Linked DNA regions of Mus musculus: all the other regions are linked to region 3. Evidence: chromatin loops called from intact Hi-C (ENCODE). Cell type or tissue: left cerebral cortex. All regions are shown on one strand. Region 1 overlaps Wdr17 (WD repeat domain 17). Region 2 holds the start of 4930518J21Rik (RIKEN cDNA 4930518J21 gene). Region 3 has its middle 22 kb from the start of Spcs3. Region 4 has its middle 18 kb from the start of Gm51571. Region 5 has its middle 110 kb from the start of Wdr17. Region 6 holds the start of Wdr17 (WD repeat domain 17). Region 7 has its middle 12 kb from the start of Wdr17.

Evidence for each region. A loop is a pair of places that touch in the nucleus more often than their neighbours do. Peaks named below come from ENCODE experiments on the same cell type or tissue, not always from the same donor. Only the 100,000 strongest peaks of a DNase experiment are listed, where the experiment ranks them.
Region 1: it touches region 3 in a loop (6-fold over the local background); 37 of 42 quality-filtered maps call a loop at or near these places.
Region 2: it touches region 3 in a loop (7-fold over the local background); 8 of 42 quality-filtered maps call a loop at or near these places.
Region 4: it touches region 3 in a loop (8-fold over the local background); 2 of 42 quality-filtered maps call a loop at or near these places.
Region 5: it touches region 3 in a loop (3-fold over the local background); 5 of 42 quality-filtered maps call a loop at or near these places.
Region 6: a loop joins it to region 3, with 3 times the contacts of the local background. A loop is called at or near these places in 3 of 42 quality-filtered maps.
Region 7: it touches region 3 in a loop (2.9-fold over the local background); 3 of 42 quality-filtered maps call a loop at or near these places.

The regions. Positions count from the first base shown.
Region 1 is chr8:54,659,182-54,663,181 of GRCm38, reverse strand. Wdr17 (WD repeat domain 17) reads left to right here. Exons shown (of 30, transcript NM_001372370.1): 14 at 131-333; 15 at 1,600-1,749; 16 at 1,836-1,966; 17 at 2,285-2,410; 18 at 3,443-3,598. Among named protein-coding and RNA genes, the nearest start is that of Spata4, 60 kb to the right of the region's middle. In left cerebral cortex, CTCF peaks have their summits at 2,292 (motif pointing right) and 3,284 (motif pointing left); a DNase peak (open chromatin) is centred at 2,301.
Region 2 is chr8:56,484,324-56,488,323 of GRCm38, reverse strand. 4930518J21Rik (RIKEN cDNA 4930518J21 gene) reads left to right here and starts at 3,356. Exons shown (of 3, transcript NR_131020.1): 1 at 3,356-3,547. In left cerebral cortex, a CTCF peak has its summit at 2,089 (motif pointing right); a DNase peak (open chromatin) is centred at 2,128.
Region 3 is chr8:54,505,747-54,509,746 of GRCm38, reverse strand. No RefSeq gene overlaps it. Among named protein-coding and RNA genes, the nearest start is that of Spcs3, 22 kb to the left of the region's middle. In left cerebral cortex, a CTCF peak has its summit at 1,801 (motif pointing left); DNase peaks (open chromatin) are centred at 710, 1,799, 2,144, 3,690 and 1 more place; H3K4me3 peaks cover 1,226 bases; H3K27ac peaks cover 785 bases.
Region 4 is chr8:55,095,396-55,099,395 of GRCm38, reverse strand. No RefSeq gene overlaps it. Among named protein-coding and RNA genes, the nearest start is that of Gm51571, 18 kb to the left of the region's middle. In left cerebral cortex, no CTCF peak of the experiment used is centred here; no DNase peak of the experiment used is centred here.
Region 5 is chr8:54,828,085-54,832,084 of GRCm38, reverse strand. It overlaps a transcript of Gpm6a not described here. Among named protein-coding and RNA genes, the nearest start is that of Wdr17, 110 kb to the right of the region's middle. In left cerebral cortex, a CTCF peak has its summit at 2,117 (motif pointing right); DNase peaks (open chromatin) are centred at 1,823 and 2,113; H3K4me3 peaks cover 403 bases; H3K27ac peaks cover 1,289 bases.
Region 6 is chr8:54,722,336-54,726,335 of GRCm38, reverse strand. It overlaps Wdr17 (WD repeat domain 17), which reads left to right and starts at 1,968. Exons shown (of 30, transcript NM_001372370.1): 1 at 1,968-2,048. In left cerebral cortex, no CTCF peak of the experiment used is centred here; DNase peaks (open chromatin) are centred at 1,123 and 1,826; H3K4me3 peaks cover 1,354 bases; H3K27ac peaks cover 1,380 bases.
Region 7 is chr8:54,734,663-54,738,662 of GRCm38, reverse strand. No RefSeq gene overlaps it. Among named protein-coding and RNA genes, the nearest start is that of Wdr17, 12 kb to the right of the region's middle. In left cerebral cortex, a CTCF peak has its summit at 1,843 (motif pointing left); DNase peaks (open chromatin) are centred at 1,790 and 2,378.

The sequences.
Region 1 (4,000 bases), 150 kb before region 3:
GTCCAGCTCCATAAAAAATGCTTTTTAAACATGCTAAAAAAATAAAACAAACAAACAAAAAGTTGTGTTCCATTGGCACAATGTTAACATTTTGGAGAAGTTATAATTTAGACGTAAAATTGTCTTTCAGCTCTGTTCGAATCTGGGATTATACTCAAGATGCTTGCGTAAGCACTCTTAATGGACACACTGCACCTGTGAGGGGGTTAATGTGGAATACTGAGATTCCATACCTACTAATCTCTGGAAGCTGGGACTATACTATCAAAGTGTGGGATACTCGAGGAGGAGTTTGCCTAGATACTGTGTATGATCACGGTGCAGACGTTTATGGTAAACTCTTTTCCATGTACTTGTAATTTTGATGTAATTATGATGTTTATTTTTTTGAACAATGCAATATTCTTAAGCCACAGTATTTTATTTTGAAATGACATTTTTTTTCCACAATGGAGTAAACACCTGTCTGTTTTTTGTAAACCTGTTAGAGTCACCGCAACATAGCCAAAGAAGACGCTAGGGATTGTTCAGATGAGGGGGTTAATTAGCATATGGAACTCATTCTACAGGAATTGAGCTTCTGTTACATGTATGTGTGGCAGGTCCATATATGCAGGTTGGATCCTGTCAGTTCCCTTGCTCCAGATCATGAAACTAACAATCGTGCTGATATAACTTATCTGACCATTATCTTATTTGGGGGGATCGCGGGCAATGTTTGTTTCTTGAATATAACAATTGTTAGTTCAATTAAGCGTGTGATGGAAAGCAAATTGCCCATTTGTGTTTATATTTTCTGTTATTCTTAAGCCTTGCAGGGGGTAAGTAGACATTTCCTAGAGAAAAAGGACCAAATCCATGCATTTACAACTGCGTGTTTTCCTTCAGAGGTCTTCTATTTGAGCTTGTAAAGGCCTGTCCCTGGGTGAAAAACTGCAGGCAGGCTGACTGCTGAGAGGAAGAGAATCAGGGTTTTGTTCCAAAGATGAATATACAGTCAGTCATCCAATCTCTAATGGTCAGCCCTAAACACGTGTATATATGGGCAACACAAAATAACATCAGTAGGCTACATGTGTATACAAACACACATATGTACATATAAAACAATCACTACAGAAGAATATATCTGAATCTGGGCAGTAAGGAGTGTTGGGGGGTGGAAAGCTATAGCACACACACAAACATATATGTGAGTGTGTCTGTGTGTGTATGTGTATACACACACAACATTTTCTGTTGTCTGAAGTTAAAGGTCTTTTCATTTTGAAACCTGAACTTTCATTTATTCATCTGTTAATTCATAGATTTCATGAACCCTAATGGAATTACAATATACTTCATGCCTAAGCAAATGAAATTTTGTTTTCTTATATTCATACATTTCTAGCTATATTTACAGAATACGCTAAGCAATGTATTGCCTTCTTGTATTAATTAGATACAAGTAGAAACTGGGCTCAGAGAGCCTCTGAGTTACTCACATTCCTTCATAACTTCAATTTTGTCATAGTTTAATAAAAAGGTACATATTTTTTAAAAGAAGCATTTGCTGGGCTTATTTTGGTTAAAACAGGCTTGTTTTTTTTTCCCCACCAGGTTTAACTTGCCATCCAAGTCGTCCCTTCACGATGGCTTCCTGCTCCCGAGATTCTACAGTGAGACTCTGGTCATTAATACCTTTAATCACCCCTTTACAAATAAATATTCTGGCAGACAGATCTTGGGACGAAGTTATCGGAAACACTGGTATTGAATATGTGCATGTACTTGATCTTATCTTTAAATAATATTTTCTGAGTAAAGTTCCTCAGCGAACCGTCTCTTTTCATCAGATAATGCGATACGTCAAGACTGTCCTCCTCTCCTCTGCGGCAAAGTGTCAAGAGACATTAAACAAGAAGTAGAAAAACTAACGTGCAACCCTCGGGCGAAAAAGCTAAGACTGTTTTCAGAATGTTTATCAGTAAGTATTATAGGAGTTATAATTCTTACGCCGTCTCATTAGCCATCATGAGTCACCACAACTATTCTCTTTAAGCTGCTTCCTGCTTACATTCACCATCCCAGCTCAGTATATGAATTTTAACATTATCTGTACAATATTAGAGAGCAGATCTAAATCCAGAAGAAAATAAATGAGAATGTGCTTTTAGATTGCTGTTACTTTTTTTTTTTTTTTTAATTCAGAGAACTGTACGGTATGATACCCCTGAAGGCATAAAGTACTAGGAGAATTTCTTTTCTGTGCCATTGTTTTTGATTACTCAGTACCTACTTCCAGCCTCCAGGTGGCAGTGACAACTTGTGGAACTTGGTGTCCGTGATTAAAGGACAAGATGACAGCTTGCTCCCTCAGAACTACTGCAAAGGAATGATGCATTTGAAACACCTGATCAAATTTAGAACCGTAAGTTCTATACAGTGCACAAGCGCGGTATACTCAAACCAAAATTTCTGGGTTTTATCTACTAAAGGAAAATTGCTGGTAGGCTGAAATAAACACAGAAAAGATAAAATAGTGAGACCAATACTGGAAAATATGAATTATTTAAGAAGAGATTAAGGTGGCCATGGATTCTATTAGATTGAATTCCATGAGTCTGCAAGTTGAATTTGGACCCCATGAAAAGCTTTATCTTTACCCTGTGACCTCGGGTGATTATAGTCTATGAACTCTTGTGACTTTTGGTTACCTTATGTCTAAGAGAATATACTTCATCAACAATAAACTCAACCCTGGGAGCAAAAAATAAAAAAGCAAAGTTTATATATTTTAATAAAATATAAATAGTTCAAACAGCAAGAAAGTAATACTAAGACTAAGATTCGATGATTACCTTCATAAAAAGAGAATTCTTAAGTCACAAATGAAATGCCTGACAATTATTTTAGAAGCACACTTACAATATGGGAGATTGGAGAGCATTTTTCTATATCCAACCAATTGTATCCCAGCACCGTTGGCCTCTGGAATTCTAAATAACCTACACTGAGAAAGGGTAAGGACAGTAAGAATAAGAATGGGACTCCTATTCTTTCTCTCAAATGTATGTATTATGTAAGTAAATGTAGATATTCTGGGACAATGAGACAGACCTCTTCCAAACCGCTTATTCCATGAACTGATCAAAACATTATATCCTACAGATAAAAAGTACCACATTTAGAGGATGGAGAAATGACTCAGAGGTTAAGACCACTGGCTGCTCTTCCAGAGGTCCTGAGTTCACCTAGCAACCAGATAGTGGCTCATGACCATCTAAAATGAAATCTGGTGCCCTCTTCTGGTGTGCAGGCATACATGCATGCAGAATACTGTATACTAAACAAGTAAATTCTTATAAAAGACATATCCCATTCAAACATTTAACTGTCAATAGTGCCTGCTTTAAGACTATCTGTTCTTCTACTCATTTCTACACTTATATTTTTTTTTCAGTCAGAAGCCCAAGAACTAACGACAATCAAGATGTCTAAATTTGGTGGTGGTGTTGGCGCACCTACTAAGGAGAAAAAACTGAAGGAAGCTGCTGAAATCCACCTGAGATTAGGACAAATACAGAGATACTGTGAACTCATGGTCGAACTTGGAGAGGTAGTGTGCTATTCAAGGAAAAGTAGTGTGTCTAACATAGCAGCCCACACGGGAAGGAGTAATTCCATGTAGAGGTTAACTCTGCCACATAAAATTCCTTCTTTGCCAAGTTCATGCCAGGTGTACACCCCACAGAAACAGTAAAGTGGGGTCTCTGGACTAACACAGGAGCCCCACTTAGGAACACCTATGTCCCACGTCAGACCTACAAATCATAAATTCTGGTGTGCGGCTCAGCCACCCGTACCGGCTTTTATTAGCCATCCTGGATATTCTCATCTCCGCTGAAGTTGGAAAATTGCTTCCCAGATCTTTAATGTACATGTGCTGGCTCACATGCTCAGAGCAGGATCTCTTCCCCTTCTCACAATGAGACTTATTCAACCACATGACAGGGACTTT
Region 2 (4,000 bases), 2.0 Mb before region 3:
TAGGAGGTAAATGTTTATAATAAAACATTTGCCATAACAAATTCCCCAAATACTTCAGCTCATGAATTCCTTTCAATACTGTTTTGCAGAAATGGACTTGGGATAAATGGAAAATTCATTCAGGATTTGGGACGTGTAAGTTCACCCTAAAAGTTAAATTTCATTTTAAGTTAAATTAGTTTAACTTCATAAAAATGGCTAAGGTCCTATAGGGAGCTGATCAAGCCCAGCCAAGATGTAATTGTGGATGTCTCTCCCAAAATACTTCCTCCGCCATCTACTGATTCGCTGTTCAAATCCTTACCTAAAGGAAACATCTGGTATGAATTTTTTTTTAAAATGGGGGGGGGGGAGGTGTTTTAAAATACTAAATAACTTTCTGTGTTTTTTCCTAGTTGACTGTAGAAAAAATCTCTTATAAGCATCACCTGTCAATAAAAAAGATGATGGCCAATGAGCTGAGGCAGGAAAGAGGAGGTGGGACAATGTCAGGAAGAGAGAGGATTCTGGGAAATAGTGAGAGAATAAAAGGGAGATTTGCCCAGAACCTGGGGGAGATGGAAGTAAAGGCGTACGTAGCTGAACTCATGAGAGAATAAGGAGAGATACTGAGAGAGATTAGAGAGAGAAGCTGAGGGAATGCTGAGGAGACACAAAGAAAGAAATGGACGGGGAACTGAAAAGAACTAACTAAGTGGTAGATAAAGAATAGTTTCAATAAGTTAGGAGCTATTCAGGGAATGAGCCAAAGCTTGTGGACAACATATTTAATAATGAACAAATCGTCTTAGTGTCACCATTCCGGTAGCAAGGGCTGGCAAGGAAAAATGGATTTTATTTTTCTTTTCTTCTTTTTATTTTTTACAGTTGAAGTTTTGTAATATTGGTGAATTTCATTTTTTCTTATAAAAATTAGCTCATCTATACCTTTACATTTATTTTGTCACAGGCCTGTCATGAGAATTCAGCTTGTGCTTGCTTGACTAAAAGGTGCCAGTTCAAGGTGCTCGGTGAGTGGACTTTAACAGAGACACAGGAACAACTGGGCAGGGGAGAGAATCTTCGTGCAAGCAGCATAGGAGAGTTAAATGTAAGAAAAATAGCAGGAGGTAAGGCCTTTAGGATTTCTGATCCAGGGTTATTAAAAATGACACCACCCAGGGCTGAAAAACATATTTCAGTGAAATCCTGACTCTGATCCCTGGTGCTAAGCAAACTGGTGGCAACAATGCCTTTAGTCTCAGCATTTTGGAGATGGGAGCAAGAAGATCAGAAGTCCAAGGCCAGGTGGGAACTTTCGTGATCTTGCCTAACAACACAACACAACACAAAACAAAACAAAACAGAGCCTCCAAGTAAAGACGGCTTGAAAAGTATCATACTTACATTTTTGATTGACTAGACCCAAAATGAGAGTGTGTGCTGAGGAAACCCTTTTAAGGAAGCAGGACGACAAGCTACACAACCATGGGGCATTTAAAAAAAAAATCCACCATTCTGGAGGAAAGAAGTGTACCTAGGATATCTAAGGAGCTCTCAGATAACGGTTTAAAAAGAAATGGCCAGAAGACAGACATTTCCCAAAGCAAAAACATGGATAGCAATAAACATGTAACATAATGTTCATCATTGCGAGTCATTAGGGGAAAGCCATTTAAAAATGCCTCAGTCAGGGTCATCATTCCTTGCTATTGAGAATGGCCGAGACAGAACCATAGAACCCTGGCAAAATTCACTGCCAGCAGGAACCCAAACCTGAATAAGCACTTTCAAAATAGTTTGGAATTGTCATCATGGGAAAATATGGGTTGTTTCTGTCACATGCTGTGACTCTAGCCATTAAGAGTAAAGTCATTTAAAGAAACAACATAAAAATAGTACAATGGAAATATGCTGTTAACATATTCACTCAATGTTTCGTTGCAAAGAAGAAACTGACATTATTTGTAGTCATTATATACAACATAAATGTATAGTTTATTTTATTAGAATTTTAATGTCCAATGATTTCTGGTTAAAAATTATAAAGTATTTTAGGGCCAAACTTAAAGTGGTTTGTTTCAGGTTTTAGTTTAAAAATTCAGATGGCCACTAGATGGCAGAAGAGGCTTGTATTTTTGTTAACTTGCTTAAAAACAGGAAACGGGATTAATTTTGTTCTCTTAACAAATAAAAGGAATCTGTAATGATGGATATTACTGGTAACTGGCAAGGTTTAAATTGCAACTATAATATCAGTGTTGGTGTAAATTAAATAAGACATAATAAATAAAACCCACCGAAGGCACCACATGCAGAGTTAAACCTTGTAAAATAAACCAGGGCTAGCAGACTGATATTAAAAATGTGCACTTCAGAGCTTGACATTGAGCTTTGTCAGGGTACAGAGAATATTTGGTTTATAATCTTAATGGCTCTCAGAAATGTGCAGCCATTCCTTAATTTTTCTGTCTTCCCATTAATAATTTACCCAGAATGCAGCTGTTCTTCGCTACGGTTCTGGGAAACCGTCTTCTTCCTCTTTTAGATATAAGGATGAAAGTAGGCAAGTGAAAAGGAGCAAAATTCCGTGAATTTTATGATACCACACTTCAAATTACTCAATGGTTTTCAACTTGATGAAGTTGAGAGAAAAGGATCTATAGAACTTTTAGGAAACGCCCCTCGCGAGGGGCAAACTGAGACATTAACTTGAATAACTGCTGAGGTAGTCTGTGGAAGAGTGATAGCTTCGAGTACCTGAAGCCTAGGTTCAGCACCCCCCCCCCCACCCCCTCAGCATAAACCAGCTCGCAAACCTTTAATCCCAGCATTGAGCAGAGGTTGGAAGCAGGAGGATCTAAAGTCCAAGGTCATCGGCTACTTGGTAACGTTAATGGCCAGCCTGGATTCTGATACAGTATCAGAAGAAACAACCCTTCCCAAATAACCCTCAAACCAACAAAATCAAAAGCTTAGCCTCATCAACATGCATCATTCTAAATATACACTGTCAGCGGCGTGGCGGTGGTGTAGAGGCAGAGATGGGTAGACTTCTGAGTTTGCAGCCAACCTGGTCTACAGAGTGAGTTCCAGGACAGCCCGGGCTACACAGAGAAACCCTGCCTTGAAAAAAGAAAAACACAAACAAAACAAACAAACAAAACAAGAAACCCCAAATACACATTATCACCACGGACATTTCTGATGTATGTATTTGCATAGGTCCCGTTCCTGCGTTTCATTATAAGGACAGATTGAATGAGAAGGTAGGTAGTCAGCACTACACATGCCGGAGAGGGACAGTGACGTATCTACTGAGAATTCATAGGAGGATTCTCTATTCTAAGTAAGATTCTTCCAAGGAGATGAGTTCAGATGGAATTCAGGTGGAACCTCTTTCGGAAAGCCCAGAGAGGGAATCGTGCACAGGAGATTCAGCATCTGCCCAAAGAACAAAGGAAATCCCTTATTTTAGTGGCCTTTAAAGGAGAGAGTTCTCCTAGTTAGAGGGAAGGGGCTTCTGAGGGTAGCAACTTTGTGACAATATTAGACAGGATATGAAGAGGTAAGTCACAAAGGTAATCTTAATGTCCCGTCTTCCAACAACCTTTAGAAATAAGCATTTACTTTTATAAATGAAGCCACATTGAATATGTTTGAGTAAGTGTCCTTGTGGTAGGATGGAACACCCTTTGGGTATACGTCCAAGAATGGTATACTTGGGTCTTCAGGTAGATTGATTCTCAACTTTCTGAGGAGCCGCCATATTGATTTCCACAGTGGTTGTGCAAGTTTGCACTTCTACCAGCAATGGAGGAGTGTTCCCTTGCTTCACATCCTCATCAACATGAGCTGTTATTATGAGCTGTGTTATAGATCTCAGCTTTTCTGACAGGTATGACAGGTTTTATTTCATTTCTTTGATGGCTACGGATGCTGAATATTTCCTTATGAGTTTCTTAGCCATGTGAGTCTTTTCTCATTCAAGAATTCTCAGTTTGCATCTGTATCCTAGTTT
Region 3 (4,000 bases):
CAAGGCTAAGGGATAATGAAGTGTTGGTGAGGCAGGTGAGAGCAGGGGTAGCTTAGCAACCTCTGCAAGGCTTAAGCTCCACCCCTACTCCTTTGCCAGCAAAGCACTTAGCAACCTGGAGCGCCACCTCCGTTAAACTGCATCCACAACCCCTCTTTAAATAAAGGCTCACAGTTATGCTCACCCACAGCACTGTAGCAATCGTTAGCGCACTCCCCTGCCCCTTGGCAATGCACCAATGTTCTATCCTGGACTGGCTTAAACCACATGCATAGTTAGTCAAACTGTATCCTTTGAGAAACATTTAAGGGAAAATCCCATAGTTTCCTCCTTATGCCTATACGTTGCATTATGGATAAAAGGGCATGCACAGTGAGCAAAGGCTTACATTGCCCAAGCCTGTCTATCGATCAAGACAAAACTCCACCCACTCTCTAGCCCACAATGAGCAACGCCTCAGCGGTAGTCTCCAGATCGCAGCGTGCCTTCCTTAATAGTCTTTGTTCTTTGCATAGCCTCCTCAGCTTCCCCCGCCCGCACGAGCGCGTCTGTCCCCCCCCCCGTCCCCCCCCCCCCCGTATCAATCTTGTTTAGGTTGAGTTTAGGGAGTCTTGTCGGTGAGACGTTATGGGTGTGGCTTCCCACATTCCCAGGGGAGACAACCTCACAGCCAACACCTTGCTCCTCTGATTTAATCTTTCAGCACCCCCTCCTACAACGATCTCTGTGCTGCAGATGTACCAATTGGGTCTGCATTCCACATCTCTGCGTTTTGATTGGTTGGGGTTTATGAAATGGTCTTCACCTGTTGCAGGAAGAAGTGTTATTAATGAGGGGTGACGAATACATTTCTCTGTGAGTATAGGGACAGATATTTAGACACTGGTTAGGGGTTATGCTGGTTTTAGTAAAGTGGATCTTGTGGGTCAGGGTTCTCAACCTTCATAATGCCGTGATGACCTGCAAAAATAAAATTATTTTATTGCTACTTCATCATTGTAAATTTTGCTACTGTAATGAATGGCAATGTAAATATCTGATATGCAGGATGTCGAACACGCAACCCCCAAAGGGTAGCGACCCTCAGGTTCAGAAACACTGTTGTTGTAGGGTTCTCCTCTAAGAGCTGTGGCTTTATGAGCCTCTCTCTGTCTCTGTCTCTGTCTCTGTCTCTGTCTCTGTCTCTGTCTCTCTCTCTCTCTCTCTCTCTCTCTCTCTCTCTCTCTGTATAAAACAATAAAAAAGGAGAAGCCATAAATTTGAAAGACAGCAAGGGTAGGTAGATGGGAGGTTTTGGGCAGAGGAAAATAAAGAGGGACATGATGTAGCTATAATCTGAAAAGAAGAAAAACGGGAGAAGGAAGGAAGGAGGGAGGGAGGGGGAAGAGGAGAAAGCCTTAAATGGCAATGGCATCCCACTGTTACTAAGTCTCCCTCAGCACTTGCATATAGATATAGACATAGATATGGATATGGATATGGATATAGATATATATAGATTATATAGATGTAGATATAGACAGTGTGTGTGTGTGTGTGTGTGTGTGTGTGTGTGTAAAGTGGCCATAGAAACAAGGGAGTTTTCAACAATTTCTTTGGTTTCAAATCTTGTTTCTTTATTTAAAAAAGTACCTGGCCATTATGACTTGGACTTTTGTATTCCATTTTATTTCAATGAGCTGGAGATACTTAACAGACCAAAAACACTATGCAAAAGTTGGGAGAGTCTATGATCCCTCATGACAATCTTTTCTGCAAAGGCTCATCATTTGCTCATAGCTTGTCTTTAAGCGCCCTCTGGTGGTATAAGCTGGTGGAAGCAACACCCAGTATTTTCCACACAATGTAGCTGTATGCTATCCTCTTCCCCTTTCTCTCTCTGTTACCTTTCTCTTCCCTCTCGCCCTCATTTCTCCACACCCCTGTCTAAAATGTACAATTTTCATCCTTAAAAACAAATGCACACATGTGATGGATAGTTTTGTATCAACTTGACATAAGCAAAAGTCAGCAGATTGGAGGAAAACTTAATTACTAAAATGACTCGATATGATCGGGATGCCAGCCAGCCTGTAGGGTATTTTCTTAATTAATGATTGGTGGGAGATGGCCCAGCCCATTGTAGGTGGTGCCATCTACGGACTGGTTGTTCTGTGTTCTGTGACAAGGCAGCTGAGCAAGCCACTGGGGACAAGTCTGTAAATAGTCTCCCTCCACGGCCTCTGCCTCACTCCTGCTGCAGGACCTGCCCTGTTTAAGTTCCTGTCCTGACTTCCTTTGATGATGAACAGTGATATGGAAGCACAAGCCAAGTAAACCCTTTCTTCTCCAAATTGCTTTTGTTATGGTGTTTCATCACTGCAATAGTAACCCTAAGACAACATGTATGTATATGTACATGTGTATGTGCATATATGTATATACACACATATATACAAACATATGTATTTGCACACACACATACACACATATATGTATATATGTATATACACACACACACACACACACACACACATATATATGTACAATTTCATTTATAAAACCTTGTTTACCCTCTAAGGGGCAGCAGTGAGGAAAGAAGCCACTGGAAACAGAAAACAATATAGGAAGAAAGGTCAGTAAGATATGTCAGCATTGAGGTTTATTCATCCGGTCACTTCTTACTTTCATCCTTTCCTTGTCCATAGTTCTTAGGTATCTTTTTATTTTAATAAATCATTTCATTATTTTTCATGTGTGGGTGTTTTGCCTGAGTGTAAGTCTGTGTGCTACTTGTGTGCTGAGCCCACAGAGGCCATGTGAGGGAGGGCATCAGATTTCCTGGAAATGGAGGCACAGACTTCTGTGAACGGCCCTGTGGGTGCTGAGGATTGAAACAGGTTGCTCTGGAAGTGTTCTTGACCACTGAGCCATTTCTTCAGCTTCAGCTGTCTCTTTGAAAGTAGCATTAAGCTAGATTGAAAGAAGTACGATCAGATAAATTATTCTTTTTTAATTGCTAATTATCAAAATCTGTGGACATATTTTCTCTCTCTCCCTCTGGGTTTGGTATATAATGTGTTTCTGTGCTTATTTTTCCTCCATATTTTCTTTTGAATTAAGAAACTTCTGTTTATTTCTCATTTATGTATTCACCATTGACATAAAACTTTTAGTTTTAACCTTGGTAGGTTACCCACAGGTGTGACAGATTCATGAATTAGTGGCCCTTAATGCTTAAGGGTGAGAAGAATTCAGGACATGGGCTTCATGACCTGGAGTTTTTGTTTGTTTGTTTGTTTGTTTGTTTTAATTAGGTATTTTTGTCATTTACATTTACATTGCTATCCCAAAAGTCCTCCATACCCTATCCCCCACTCCCCTACCCACCCACTCCCACTTCTTGGCCCTGGTGTTCCCCTCTACTGAAGCATCTAAAGTTTGCAAGACCAATGGGCCTCTCTTTCCAACGATGGCTGACTAGGCCATCTTCTGATACATATGCAGCTAGAGACACAAGCTTTGTGGGGTACTGGTTAGTTTATATTATTGTTCCACCTATAGGGTTGCAGACCCCTTTAGCTCCTTGGGTGCTTTCTCTAGCTCCTCCATTAGGGGCCCTGTGATTCATCCAATAGCTGACTGTGAGCATCCACTTCTGTGTTTGCCAGGCCCCGGCATAGTTTCATAAGAGACAGCTATATCTGGGTCCTTTCAGCAAAATCTTGCTAATGTATGCAATGGTGTCAGCGTTTGGAAGCTGATTATGGGATGGATCCCCGGGTATGGCAGTTTTTGTCCTGTTTTGTCCAGCGGCTGTATTCTCAGTTCCTAAGCAGTCCCAGAGTTTAACCCTCCCATTGTCTTAGCCACAGTCACATGCTCATGATTTGCGAGGTGCCCACAACCTTTTCCTTCTTTAGGTTGGACATCGTTGTCATGGCAACTGTCCTTGTTTATATTTCACCCACTCACTATTACTTATTGCTTTTTACATTCCTTTCAGAATCTATTTCATGGA
Region 4 (4,000 bases), 590 kb before region 3:
TCCAGTCAAACTCTGAATTACCATAGATGGAGAAACCAAAATATTTCACAACAAAACCAAATTCACACATTATCTTTCCACAAATGCAGCCCTTCAAAGGAAAATAACAGAAAAAAAAAAAAAAAACAATACAAGGACGGAAACCACGCCCCAGAAAAAGGAAGAAAGTAATCCCTCAACAAACCAAAAAGAAGACAGCAACAAGAACAGAATGCCAACTCTAACAACAAAAATAATAGGAAGCAACAATTACTTTTCCTTAGTATCTCTTAATATCAATGGAATGAATTCCCCAATAAAAAGACATAGACTATCAGAATGCCTACACGAACAGGACCCAACATTCTGCTGCTTACAAGAAACTCATCTCAGGGAAAAAGACAGACACTACCTCAGAGTGAAAGGCTGGAAAACAATTTTCCAAGCAAATGGTGTGAAGAAACAAGCTGGAGTAGCCATTCTAATATCTAATAAAATCGACTTCCAACTCAAAGTTATCAAAAAAGACAAGGAGGGACACCTCATACTCATAAAATGTAACATCCTCCAAGAGGAACTCTCAATTCTGAATATCTATGCTCCAAATGCAAGGGCAGCCACATTCATTAAAGAAACTTTAGTAAAGCTCAAAGCACACATTGTACCTCACACAATAATACTGCCAGACTTCAACACACCACTTTCATCAATAGACAGATAGTGGAAACAGAAACTAAACAGGGACACAGTGAAACTAACAGAAGTTATGAAACAAATGGACTTAACAGATATCTACAGAACATTTTATCCTAAAACAAAAGGAAATAACTTCTTCTCAGCACCTCACGGGACCTTCTCCAAAATTGACCATATAATTGGTCACAAAACAGGCCTCAACAGATACAAAACTATTGAAATTGTCCCATGTACCCTATCAGACCAACATGGACTAAGGCTGATCTTCAATAACAACATAAATAATGGAAAGCCAACATTCACGTGGAAACTGAACAACACTCTTCTCAATGATACCTTGGTCAAGGAAGGAATAAAGAAAGAAATTAAAGACTTTTTAGAGTTTAATGAAAATGAAGCCACAACATACACAAACTTATGGGACACAATGAAAGCATTTCTAAGGGGGAAACTTATAGCTCTGAGTGCCTCCAAAAAGAAACTGGAGAGAGCACACACTAGCAGCTTGACAAAACACCTAAAATCTCTAGAAAAAAGGAAGCAAATTCACCCAAGAGGAGTAGATAGCAGGAAATAATCACACTCAGGGGCGAAATCAACCAAGTGGCAACAAGAAGAAGTATTCAAAAAATCAACCAAAGGAGGAGCTGGTTCTTTGAGAATATCAACAAGATAGATAAACTCTTAGCTAAACTCACTAGAGGGCACAGGGACAGCATCCTAATTAACAAAATCAGAAATGCAAAGGGAGACATAACAACAGATCCTGAAGAAATCAAAAAACACCATCAGATCCTTCTACAAAAGGCTATACTCAACAAAACTGGAGAACCTGAATGAAAAGGACAAGTTTCTAGACAGATACCAGGTACCAAAGTTAAATCAGGATCAAGTTAACGATCTAAAGAGTCATATATCCCCTAAATTAGAATTAGAAGCAGTCATTAATAGTCTCCCAACCAAAAAAAAAAAAAAGCCCAGGACCAGATGGGTTTAGTGCAGAGTTCTATCAGACTTTTAAAGAAGATCTAATTCCAGTTCTGCACAAACTATTCCACAAAATAGAAGTAGAAGGTACTCTACCCAACTCATTCTATGAAGCCACAATTACTCTAATACCTAAACCACAGAAAGATCCAACAAAGATAGAGAACTTCAGACCAATTTCCCTTATGATTATCGATGCAAAACACTCAATAAAATTCTCGCTAACTGAATCCAAGAACACATTAAAGCAATCATCCATCCTGACCAAGTAGGTTTTTTTCCAGGGATGCAGGGATGGTTTAATAAACGAAAATCCATCAATGTAATCCATTATATAAACAAACTCAAAAACAAAAACCACATGATCATCTCCTTAGATGAAGAGAAAGCATTTGACAAGATCCAAAACCCATTCATGATAAAAGTCTTGGAAAGATCAGTAATTCAAGGCCCATACTTAAACATGATAAAAGCAATCTATAGCAAACCAGTAGCCAACATCAAGGTAAACAGTGAGAAGCTGGAAGCAATCCCACTAAAATCAGGGACTAGACAAGGCTCCCCACTTTCTACCTACCTATTCAACATTGTACTTGAAGTCCTAGCCAGAGCCATTCGACAACAAAAGGAGATCAAGGGGATACAAATTAGAAAAAGAGAAGTCAAAATATCACTTTTTGCAGATGATATGATAGTATATATAAGTGATCCTAAAAATTCCACCAGAGAACTCCTAAACCTTATAAACAGCTTCAGTGAAGTAGCTGGATATAAAATTAACTCAAACAAGTTAATGGCCTTTCTGTACACAAAGGTCAAACATGCTGAGAAAGAAATTAGGGAAACAACACCCTTCTCAATAGTCACAAATAATATAAAATAACCTTGGCGTGACTCTAACTAAGGAAGTGAAAGATCTCTATGATAAGAACATCAAGTCTCTGAAGAAAGAAAATAAGATCTCAGAAGATGGAAAGATCTCCCATGCTCATGGATTGGCAGGATCAATATAGTAAAAATGGCTATCTTGCCAAAGCAATCTACAGATTCAATGCAATCCCCATCAAAATTCAACTCAATTCTTCAACGAATTAGAAAGAGCAATCTGCAAATTCATCTGGAATAACAAAAAACCTAGTATAGCAAAAACTCTTCTCAAGGATAAAAGAACCTCTGGTGGAATCACCATGCCTGACCTAAAGCTTTACTACAGAGCAATTGTGATAAAAACTGCATGGTACTGGTATAGTGACAGACAAGTAGACCAATGGAATAGACTTGAAGACCCAGAAATGAACCCACACACCTACTGTCACTTGATCTTCGACAAGGGAGCATAAACCATCCAGTGGAAAAAAGACAGCATTTTCAACAAATGGTGCTGGCACAACTGTCGGTTATCATGTAGAAGAATGTGAATTGATCCATTCCTATCTCCTTGTAGTAAGATCAAATTTAAGTGGATCAAGGAACTCCACATAAAACCAGAGACACTAAAACTTATAGAGGAGAAAGTTGGGAAAAGCCTTGAAGATATTGGCACAGGGGAAAATTCCTGAATAGAACAGCAATGACTTGTGCTGTAAGATTGAGAATTGACAAATGGGACCTCATGAAACTGCAAAGCTTCTGTAAGGCAAAAGATACCATCAATAAGACAAAAAAGGCCACCAACAGTTTGAGAAAGGATCTTTACCTACCCTAAATCAGATAGGGGACTAATATCCAATATATATAAAGAACTCAAGAAGGTGGACTCCAGAAACTCAAATAACCCCATTAAAAAATTGGGATCAGAGATAAACAAAGAATTCTCACCTGAGGAATACTGAATGGCTGAGAAGCACTTGAAAAAATGTTCAGCATCCTTAATCATCAGGGAAATGCAAATCAAAACAACCCTGAGATTCCATCTTACACCAGTCAGAATGGCTAAGATCAAAAATTCAGGTGACAGCAGATGCTGGCAGGATATGGAGAAAGAGGAACACTCCTCCATTGTTGCTGGCATTGCAAGCTTGTACAACCACTCTGGAAATCAGTCTGGCGGTTCCTCAGAAAATTGGACATAGTACTACTGGAGCATCCCGCAATACCTCTCCTGGGCATATATCCAGAAGATGTCCCAACCGGTAAGAAGGACACATACTCCACTATGTTCATAGAAGCCTTATTTATAATAGCCAGAAGCTAGAAAGAACCCAGATGTCCCTCAACAGAGGAATGGATACAAAAATATGGTACATTTACACAATGAAGTACTACTCAGCTATTAAAAAGAATGAATTTATGAAATTCCTAGGTAGATTGTTGGACCTGGAGGGCATCATCCTGAGTG
Region 5 (4,000 bases), 320 kb before region 3:
ATTTCGCTAAAATCAAAATCAATTTAGATTAATTAAAGAAGACTGAAAATATTACTACATGCTTTAAAAACTCTCACTAAGCCTTTTCCTCGTGTTTAAATTTAATGAGTTAATGGGAATGGTTGTAAATAAAGATTTGTAAAACTCTAACAAACATCATCTGAATGGAAAGTTAATGAGGATGTTAGTGTTTTCCAACATAAAGGAATGGATCTCAACAAAAACAGAGCACCAAAACTCTGTAGGGTTTCAGAAAATTTATTAAGCAAGTGAAACCCATTCATTAATGTTTTGCCTTATGGCCCATTCTCACAGTGAGTTAATAAACACTAAGTAATGCTGAAATTATTTCAATCTTCCTGTATCAGTTGAAGTTGTTAGAAAAGGGGGGGCAGGAACAGTATTGGAAGGGACAGGAGCAAAGTACAGAGGATCAGGACACTGAATAGAAACATGTAGCAGAGAGGGATGGGGAACTGGGGTAACCACTAGAAAGTCCCAGACTCCAGTGAAGCAAGAAGCTCCGAAGAGCCAATGGTGATGATTTTAGCTGAAATACCCCAAAGAGGGGAGATAGAACCTGTAGAGACCACCTCCAGTAGAAAGGACCCCAGTTGAGAGATGGGGCCACCCACGTATCTCAAAATTTTAAACCCAGAAATGTTCCTGTCCAAAGGAAAGACGGGGACAAAAAAAATGGAACAGAGATTGAAGGATAGGTCATCCCGGGACCACCTCACCTAGGGATCCATATCATTTGCAGACACCAAACTCAGACACTATTGCTGATGCCAAGAAGCAGTTGCTGGCAGGAGCCTGGTATAGCTGTTCCCTGAGAGGTTCTACCAGCACCTGACCAATACAGATGCAGATACTTACAGCCAACCATCAGACTGAGCCCTAGAACTCCTATGGAAGAATTAGAGGAAGGACTGAAGAAGCTGAAGGGGATTGCAAGCCCATAGGAAGAATATGAACTAACTGGACCACCCAGAGCTCCCAGGGACTAAACTACCAACCAAAGAGAATACATGGAGGGAGCCAGGAATCCAGATACATATTAGCCGAGGATGGCCTTATCTGACATCAATGGAGGGAAGGCCCTTGGTCCTGGGGAGGCTTGATTTCATAGTGAATAGGATATTAGAGGCGTGAGGCAGGAGTGGGTGGGGAAGCACCCTCATAGAGGCAAAGGGAGGAGGAATGACTTGGGGGATTGAAGGGGGTAACCAGGAAGGGGGATATAATTTAAAATATAAATGAATAAAATGATTAATAACAAAAGATCAATAGCAAAAAAAAGCTGGAAAATATAATGCTGAAATTTAGATCTTGGTAAGAGTGTTGTAGTTAAAATACTAGGCAGAGAGATAAAAATAACTCGCAACACCTATTATGTTCATTTGGCCAGAAAAGGTCTCTTTGAGCTATGTAATATCTGCAAGCACATGGTCCATAGGGTACAGTAGCAATGTGCAGATGGTGCTAAAACAGAGCAAATGGCAGATAAATGCAGAGATGGGGAGATAAAGATGTCAGCACGCACAGAACCATGGTGGAGAGGAATCTAAGAGAGGCTTCAGAACAGCAGAATGAGAGGAGACTAAATTGTTTAAAAGAAAGGAAAGAAAAAGTGAGGGAGAAAGGGAAAAAGTGAGGGAGAGAGGGGAAGAAGGGAGGGAGGGAGAGTGTGAGTGAGCAAAAATGCATATACACATGGAAGCTCTGCTCAGCTTCCTTTGAGGAAACCAATAGCAGAGACAACAGAGATTACTGCTGGACTTGAAGCCAGATCAGAAAATCAGTGAAGAACGAGTAGGTGCCTATTAGTAAATGTGCTTCCCATGTGTGAGGGAGTGGGTAGTGTATGGTCTCACTGTTCCTCCTGAACCTCGGACATCTCAACTCCTATCTCCACTGAAACCCATTAAGTATGATAAAAGTAGTAAAGAATTTTTCTAATTTTTGAAAAGCTGATAAACTTAAAACACAGCTAGGTCAGATCATTTTTCTGTATGCATCATACTGCTGTCTCAATATTTCAGAGCGTCTGCTCTCCCGTTTGCTCTGTTTCATTTTCATCTGAACATTAGACATTTTTCATGTGATTTCCACAGCAACCACTAGAGGGAAAACAGCTACTGGAGAAAGAAAAACATTTTAAAATGTTTACTTGTTTCATAACCCTTAAAACCTCAGAAGCAAATGATGTGTTCAAAATGAGCAACTGAGAAAAGCATACCAGAAATCCACATGATTTTCAAATTATTCACAATAAATATTGGCACTCTTGTTAAAGCATATATTCCGCAAAGGCTTTTACATTCATTGCCTCATTTGTTTTTCCAAAATGAATGGTAAGTATAGAAGGCATTACCTACCACACAACAGTAATAATAAGCATACATTATTCATATAAAATATAAATTGTTTAACCACCTAACAGCTCCGTTGTTCATTATTAAAACTCAGGCATGAGTATTTTTCCAAGTGCACTGTATTTTCCATTTTGTAGGGTTTTATTTTCTATTGTTTTGTGGGCTTTTATATCTTGTAAGGAAAAATGAAAACCGACTGCATCTCTCGTCCTGTTGTTTATTTTTCTCAATCTCATTGGGACATAATACACATTTGGGTAACTGCTAAGTGTATGAATGCATTAGCATATGAAACAGAAGGAGGAAGCCCCGCTCCTTCTTGCCAACATTGTTACTAAACACAAGATGCTTGTGATGGGGTCACAGTTGACTTCCTAAGTGCACTTCATTTGAGGGTTAGTAACACTGAACCAATTGTTTGTAGCTTAGAAGACCTATGAAGAAGGGTTGTTCTTTGTGATCCCTTCTCTGATTTGGTATCTTCATGTTGTGGACTACTCATTTGTGTAGCCCATCAGTCATGGGTTCAAATTATACTTCCTGTTGTGATAATACAAGGTGTTGGGGTTTGGGAATGTATATAATTAATCCCAGAATGTGATGTGTAGTTGTGAATGGAATAGGCTATCTCATGAAAAAGACACCAGTAAAATGATGTTTTACTGACTTCCCTGTTGGCTATAATGAGAGGAGAGACATTTGGAAGAGAGGGGTCACCACGAGCCAGCCTACTCCCCAGAACTGTGAGAATTCGATGTCTATCCTTTAAGCCACACAGACTCTGGCTGAAATTAGCTATAGACTTTCAGGTGTTAGTTTCCTCAGCCTGCCAAAGCATTTTCCTTGTTCTGTTCACAAAGCTGCATTTGGTGGCATAAGGCTTGGAATGCGGATCTGGAAATCTCTTCCCCACAACTAAACTTCTTTCTGTGCAACTAAGGAATTATTCAGCAAGACATAAAACAAGAAACTAATTCAAAATTCCACATGAGCCTAACATATCTCAACCTATTTTCCGAATAAATACTCAGTGTGGAAAGTTATCAATGTATGATATGATTACAAAGAATTTTTCTTTTCCTTTTTTTCTTGCTTTTCTGTATTTTATCTTATTTATAGTAAGAAAATAAGGGTTTTTTTAAATAAGAAAAATGATGTATTTTTTTTAATTAAGAGTCAAGGGATATGTATTTTTCATATCTCTCCTTAAAATGGCATTCAGTTATGCTTGGCAAACATTTTGTATAAACATGGTTGTTTATCTTCAATTTGAAAAATGAATTCATTAAGCACTATTACACTGACTGTGCCTAGCACCCCTGTCTCTTCTTATCAAGGCCTGACCTCAGAAATACATTCCTTGGAACCAATAAAGAAATAAGGGCGTATCTGCTAGCTCCTGGAATCCACCAGCAATTTGATTTTAAAGGCAGGAGCAAGGTTAAGGTAAGCTGGCAGCGCTCAACAGCACTCTTTCATTCTCCACATTGAGCACATCCCTGGAAAAGGTGGCATTGTCCTCAGTGAGCTTTCAAAGTATATGGTTTCCTACATTAAGATAGTTGGATGATGAGGGGAGGGGCCACATGAGGGGGCAGGAACTGGGAGGAGAGGGAGACTGT
Region 6 (4,000 bases), 220 kb before region 3:
GCTCAATTTTACTAGCTTCAATTGGATTCTCTTGGCCAGGAGAGGTTAATGTTTGACCTAAATCCTGAATTCTGTATTCCCCACATCTAGTTTTTCTATATTTCTAGTTTTATTTTTCCTTTCACAGTCTCTAGATCCTTTCCTATCTGTGGACAGCCACATTCACCTTCCACAAAAAAAGCAAGCAGGACATGATCTATTAAATTCATGATGTGCTTTCCCAGTACAGATCATGCTGCATAGATTGCCCATATTCTTTTCTATCTTATAAAATCCCATTTGTTTCTATTTCCTGAATAAAGTTAAAGAAAAAAAATTCTCTAAAAGTCCCTCTTCTGAAATCAACCCATAGTATCTTACATAACTACATTTAGAGTTCAGTACATAAAGCTATATGCATTAACACATGGATTTTCAAGATATTCTATGCTGTTTAATTTCCATTCATTCGTTCACCAAACATTTATTGGAGACCTGCTACTGTTAGTCATTTCAACATGGGATAGGGCAAACAGTTGTAAGAAATCGTCTTAGCTTTTAACAAATTTATTTTCCATAAGGAGAGTTAGTTTTAAGTAAATTTTGATTTACAAATATAGCATAAGTGATTCTAAGGAAACAGAGCCTCTAGAGAATATGTTGGAAGAAAACAGTAGCAGTATGCATTGTGAAGGTGAATAGGAAATATTTCCAGAGATTTTCTCTTGTAAGGGTAGATGATTGTTCAGAACTTGGCCTATGATTGAAGCTCCAAATATCATAAATGAACTACACTTTGTGGGATGAATTTCTCTGAAAAAAAAATTCACGGTTATGTAGAAGAGTCTACAGACTAATTTTGTTTGTAGAGAGTTGGCCAAAAGTCCATCGCCAAAATTATTTGGGACTACCTTACTCCCTGTAATAGTTGTTTATTGTTCTGTATCTGATATAACATGCCTTTCACTATTATGGCAAAGCTTTTCAAATATATTAACTTGGCAGACTGTTCTACTAACCACAGGCTAAGGATTGTCCTTAGACAGCATCTAGCAGATTTCCCAGGTTTATGTATCTTGCTTACCTGATGTATTATGACAATAGTTTGTTAACTACTTCCACGGTGGAACACACTATTTGGGGCAACTTGTATCCATGTTCCTTGTATTGTATCATGGTCTCTCAGAACATTGATTCTGAACATCTGCTTACTCCCTTTGGAGTGCATACTGTGCTTTTAATGGTCAGTTTCAAGTATACGAAGGCCAATTTCCTCTAATGTATTGACTAAAGGACCAAATTAAAGAAGCTACTTCAGAAATATAAACCCTAATTACATGACACTAGCATATGCTTTCCACCAGTGTCCACGGGGCAAATATGTTTTGCTCATGTTATGGACAGTTTTATTAATTGCTTGCAGCTGGACTAATCAAAACAATTTCATTCACAGATGTGGTTCATGCGGCTACTTGAACCAATGAAATATTAAGACGTGCAGGACAGCGAGCACTCTAGACTCACATTCCAAGCAATGCTTCAAGACTAATGTAGAAACCAGGTGATTTATTTCTTGTACATTCGATTCATTTTTATATAAGGTACAGCTTCGATGTAGCAAATTAGGCAGTGACAACGCTAGTGGGACGTATTCCTTCTGCTCCACCTTTTAAAATAATGTACATGCTTAGCTTGAAGCTTTGACTCAAAGCTTAGGAATCACATCTTCTGCACAGCAGCCGCGTTGCTAGGTAACCAACTCTCCGGGCCCTGTTTCCAGGGGTCACCAGGGACTTCCGCCTCCCTGTCCCATGTGCTCCAATCAGATACTAGGGTGCTTGTCACGTGCAATTCTGGGGCGGGATCCAGAGTGCTGTCCTCCCCAACCTGCACTGTGAAGGGTGGGCGGAACCCGACTCTGGCTCAGGGATGTTCAGGGCCGCCCCGCCCCTGAGAGCTGAGTGGGCGGCGAGGAGGGCGTGGCGGGTGCGCGGGCCAGGGCGGTCCCTTTGGCCGGTCCTGCTTCAGCACCTGCGGTTGTCCAGAGCTGCAACTGCTGTCTCCTTCAGGTAAGGCTCAAGTGGGGTTGCAGTGTAGGAGACTTTGCTCAGCGCCCAATCAAAGAGGATGATATTTGAATGAGTTGGCTTCACGTTGGTGACCAGCACTCTAAGGTCGCAGACTAGGACTCTGAGCCTCCTACAGTGCTGTGCAAGCCATGATGCCTGAGGAGCTAATCCCAGGAGTTTTGCAGCCACACACCTGAGTATTATAAGGCATAGTTAGAACTCAACATGTATGAGGATTCCCCCTGCGTGGAAGCTGGGGCTGTTTCTAAACACATTTTTGCTGTTATTTCTAAGCTTTTAAGTATATGGGTGTCTATAACCTAGAATGTTATTCCACCAATGGGCAAGACGTATTTGCATAGATTACTTTGTCCCTTTGAAATGGCTGTACCAAGAAAGCTTTTAAAAAGAAATGTTATAAGGGCAATACTAACCTGAGAAAAGATTGTTGTATATTAAGGAGATCATAAAAATTCTTTCTTGTTCTCTTACCGATGTATCCACATTTGTATGCAAGTATTCATAGGAGCAAAGTCTATGTTATTAAAAATGAATTAGAATACACAAAATACACTAAAAAGTTAGATCATATATCAATCACATGTCATCATTTATTTTATATAAATGTCTTTAACATAGATTTGAAGATATATTTCTAACTTACTCAGAACAAACTATCCTCCAAAGAATACTAAGAAATACGCACCCATTGTTTAAGAAATATGAAGTATTCAATTTAATAATATGATATTATAATTGCCAAATTTATCACTATCATATCATTTCTAGGTTACAATGATCACAAAACTAGTTAGATGCAAGGGAATTTATGAGGATTTAAAAACTTGAACTAAAAAATGATGAAAATATTCTATACATTTGCTGGTTCCTGTGTTCTCTTATCATTATTTTGAACGGGGAGAACTTAACACTGCAACAGTAGTGACTGAAACCTGTAAGTATTCCTTTATTCTGCAAGGTGCTGCAGCAACCAGAATGTGCCATGCCATGGTTATAGTTTTATGTTGGAAGACAGAAATCTGAGGCTGTCTGACGAACTTCAGTAACTCTGAAAACTTGTCAATTCAAGAAAATTTGGGAAACTTGCTTTAGTGGATTATTTATGGGTTAATGTAACAAGTGGTAGTTTTAGCACATTAAGAGTTCTTGGAAACTTTTCTAAATTGAAATTAACTAATAATCTATTTCAAAAGATACCCATAAAAGGAAAGTTTCTTTTTTAAAGTGAGGTCTACAAATGTGTATATAAAGACTAGTTGGATTTTTTTTTAATTTATGTTGATCTGGTATCTCCTTGTGTTGATTTTTAATAGATTGCTAAAGAAGCATAAACACTTCTGGGGAAATAGTATTTTTAGTTGCCTTTTAAAAACTTCATTCTCTTTAATTTTATAATTAAAATGTTATATCAGAATTCTAAAATCACACTATTTTTATTAGATATTTTCTTTATTTACATTTCAAATGCTATCCCCAAATCCTCCCTATACCCTCCCCCCACGCTGCTCCCCAACACACCCATTCCCCTTTCCTGGCCCTGACATTCCCCTGTACTGGGGCATAAGATCTTCGCAAGACCAATGGCCTCTTGCATCACATATAGAAATCTACAGATGAATTTAGCTTTGAAAATTAATTTTAAAAACTCATCTGCTCTAAGGAAAAGCTACTATATTTAGGCAGTTTTTCTTATTGTTTTCTGTAAATGACTTTAAAGTCCTTAGCCTGAGTAGAGATGGGCCAAGAAAGCTTTTATACTAATTCAGAGAAGAACATGACATTTTTTTAGGTTATTTTGTTATGTTTTGCTTATTTTATCTTGTGAGCCATAGAAGGCCAACAGTGGTTACTATGTCAGTATTAATAAAATTATAAAATTTCTAACTTAATCTAATTTTATTGTCTGAAACATTGTAATGAAGACCACACTG
Region 7 (4,000 bases), 230 kb before region 3:
GAGGCTGGAACAGAGATGGCAATATCCTGTTAGCTGTCTATTTAATAGGAAGAGTACTAAGTTCTTAAGAGTAGTTAGTAGAGTTACTTCCTGCTTGTTCTGAGAGGAGGCGTGGGCAGTAATTAGGGAAAAAGTTGGTAACATTTCCAAGATGTTCAGAAAACCAAAACAGAACCTACTGAATTTTTATTTGTTTGTTTTTTATTTTGTTATTATTTTTTTACAAAGACTTTAAGCCTTTCAATTGAACACAATGGTATTTATTGGCTAGACGTGGCCTGACATTTTGGTAATGATAATTTAAGTTGTGCAGATTGAGCTAATTAACACCTGTCTCTGGAGTATGCTTGTTCCTCCTGTTTATTTTCTTAGTGACTCATGACAAAAAAGAGAGATGCATACCTAAAAGACACTACCAGAAGACTGTGAAAGTCACAGACCTAGATATTATATTTCTATTGTGAACTTGAAATAGCAGAAATTTGCACTAAGAAACTATGTCAGAGCAGACCCTCCCTTTACTCTTCCTGCTTTCTTCTGATATCATAGCTCAGAAAGCTGGTATTTTAGAATGTCTTTTTTCTTTTTTTCTTTTTAATTTAGGATACATTCTTTGGTAACCAGACAAAGATGTATTCTGAGACAAAAATGAGCTTTCTGGGTAAGAGGATGAGTCCTTGGATAGTAAGCAGAGAGTCTAAAGGAAGTCTCTTGGTCACTGTTCTATTGTTGTGAAGATACATCATGATGTCAGCAACTCTTATAAAAGAAAGCATTTAATTGGTCCTTGCTTACAATTTCAGAGGTTTAGTCCATTATCGTCATGGTGGAGACCATGGTGGCATGCAGGAAAACATGTGCTGAAGAAGTCGTTGAGAGTTCAACATCTGGATCCCCAAGCAGTAGGAAAAGTAAGATACTGTGCCTGGCTTGAGTTTTTAAAACCTCACAGGCCATTTCCAATGACACACTTCCTCTAAACAATGCCACACCCCACACCGACTTTAACAAGGCCATATCTCCCAATCCCTCTCAAGTAACACCATCCCCTGATGAGGAAGAAGCATTTAAATATTTAACCCTGTAGGGGCCATTTTTATTCAAACAATGACAAGAAGGAAATAATTTTACAAAGTGAAATTATTGATGGAAAAATATCAAGATTAGGTATTTCTGAGTTCCCTCTAGGCAAAGCCCTAACATTGCAAAAAACAATAATTAAAAAAAAAATTAACTTAGTGGTTTTGGTACTTGTAATATGAATGGGAATGGAATACATATTTTTCATTTAGTGTGAAATTCTTCACAATTACATCAAGTTCTTTTATTATAGTAGCCCTTTGGAGAAGTCTGATGCATCATTTAGCACTAGGTGCCACAAGGGTAGAATATGAAGGGACTGTAAATTCACCTTTTCTGTGGATATTCTGTACTTACTCATTACTGCAGCTTTGGCAGACGGAAAAGCATCCCACTAGAGTAATTCTGAATATTTGTCTAGCCATCAGTGACAATGGAGTGGTACAGGAGGGAATAAGAACTGCCAGGTAGTCAAAAGCCGGACTCAGAAATAACCTACTGCTTTACTTAAAACATAAGGCAAGGTGACCTCTTATAGAAGGAGGACCAATGCTTGGAATTTCCTGGGTTATTAATTCGATTGGTTTTAATAATTACACTATGGATTCGAGGTTGGGAAAATCAACAATTTAGAACTGTATGCCAAGTGATGGAATGAATGGGTTAAATAGGGAGTATGGCTGGCAGAGCTTCCCTTTCCAGAACATTCACAGCAGAAATCTGCCTCTGTGCTAAAACTGCTGAGGAGGCAATAGTGTCATCTAGTGGCAAATTTAGAATGGTTTCACATTTTAAAAAAATTAGAAAGGCTAGAGTTGCCTTAGAAAAGACATTTACAAATTTGTTCAGATGATATCTGTTTTAAGCTCCATACTTTGACCAGGCAACGAATAACCATATTTTTTACTATTAAGAACTTAATTCTTTTCCCACAAGAGAGACAAACTCATCATATACCATACCCTGTTTCTAGTACCTTTCTTTAACAAAAAGTATCTGCTAGAAACCACATTACTATCAACAATAGAAAATTTGAAATAACAGCAGGTAATGAATAGACCAAAATCCTCTTTTAATACATTAGTAACTGTTGAATGATTCTACTTTATAATCATGACCATATTTTATTTTGTACCCAGCCTCAAGCTATTTCAAGCTTTTCATCTGTTAGGAATGTTTGTCCTTGAAGGAACTTACATTTCATGTTGCTGTCAAGGCTTGACTGTGAAATATGCCTCCACAGATTTCTGTTTTAAAATGTTGATCTCTGACTGGTGGCTTTGTTTTGGAAGATTGTAGTAAATGTGGCAGGTGGGACCTATCTGGAGGATATGGAGGTATATCACTGTGGAATGAGACTTGAGAGTTTAGAATATAGTCCTGCCGCTGGTCTGATCTACTCAGATGTAAGTGAGTGGTCACCACATCCCCTGCCTGATCCTTTCACACTGCGAGCCAGAACAGAACTTTCCTCTTCATATTCCTTTCCCAGAATTTTAAATTCATTTCTAGTTTCTTGTTAAAAAAAAAAACCTAGCATTGTATTGGAATCAAATAGTTAATCAAACAGAATAGAGATCCCATATATAAACACTTGCAGCTACATGCAACTGATTTTTGATATGTTTTGGATTATTCACCAGAGAAGACTGTTTTGACATGAGTTTAAACCAACAGAAAATTTTAATATCCAACTTACAGACTATACTTGTTAGTATTTCCTCTAGGTTTTACTCAACAGTTACCTAGCAACCTCCCAGTACAGCCTGGCTCCAGTATAAGACTGTTTGGGTCTCTGTTCGCTGTTTAGGTCTCTCTCTCTCTCTCTCTCTCTCTCTCTCTCTCTCTCTCTCTCTCTCTCTCTCTCTCTCTCTCTCTCTCTCCTCCTCCTCCTCCTCCTCCTCCTCCTCCTCCTCCTCCTCCTCCTCTCCTCTCCTCTCCTCTCTCTCCTCTCTCTCCCCTCCTTCCTTCCCTCCTTCCTCTCTCTCTCTCCCCCCCTCTCTTTCCCTCCATTCCTCCCTCCTTCTCTCCATCTTCTTCCTCTCTCCCCTGTTTCCTGTGTTCCCAACTTGCCTCTTCCCTTCTTTCTCTCTCCTCACTCTTTCTGTACTTCTCTGTCTCCTTTCTTTCCCTGCCTCAACCCCCTTCCCCAGACCCCTTTCTCAAATGCCAAATAAATTTCCTTTTATACTAGACCCATCATTCTATGGCTAGTATCCCAGGGAGGGTGCCTCAGCATGGGCCCACTAAGGCACCCATTCCCACCCCATTGACAAGTCTGCCTGCCACTCAGACTTACTTTCTAGCCACCAGATCAAAACACTGGTGAATTGGTAAGTGCACCTCCCCCTTCAGGCATAAATGGTCCCTAGTCCCAAGGGAATGACTATTGAGCTCTAAGCATCCCTATGGTGTCCTTCAGGACAGAGGAATCCTAGCCATGGTCTATGACTGGCCCTTCTCAATGACATCTCCCCTCTCCTTTTGGAGCTCTTCCCTTGGATGAGATTTCTCTCTTATCAAAACAAGGCTCCTCCCTTTTCTCCTGAAGTATATTCTATTGAGTTTTCCATGTTTCTCAGGCATCTACCACAATTGGTACCTGGTTACCACATCATGGTCTGGTAAGCCAACCTGTATCACATGTGTTCTGTTATTATTTTTCTATTCTCAAGATGCTGCAAGCAATAGAATGTAATAAACTTTTTTCTCACCTATGGGTATCATGGTGCCTTCATCCATACCTTCAGCCTCCCCACTGGGATGCCTCCTGTAAAACCTCAAACATCTGAAACTATTTTCCAAACCCATACACTATTACAGTCAAAATTGACCCCAATACCCAATAGATAAAGACTCTAAATGGCTGCCTAATGGCACCTTTGATCCCATTATTTTAAGGAACCTTTATAACTACTGC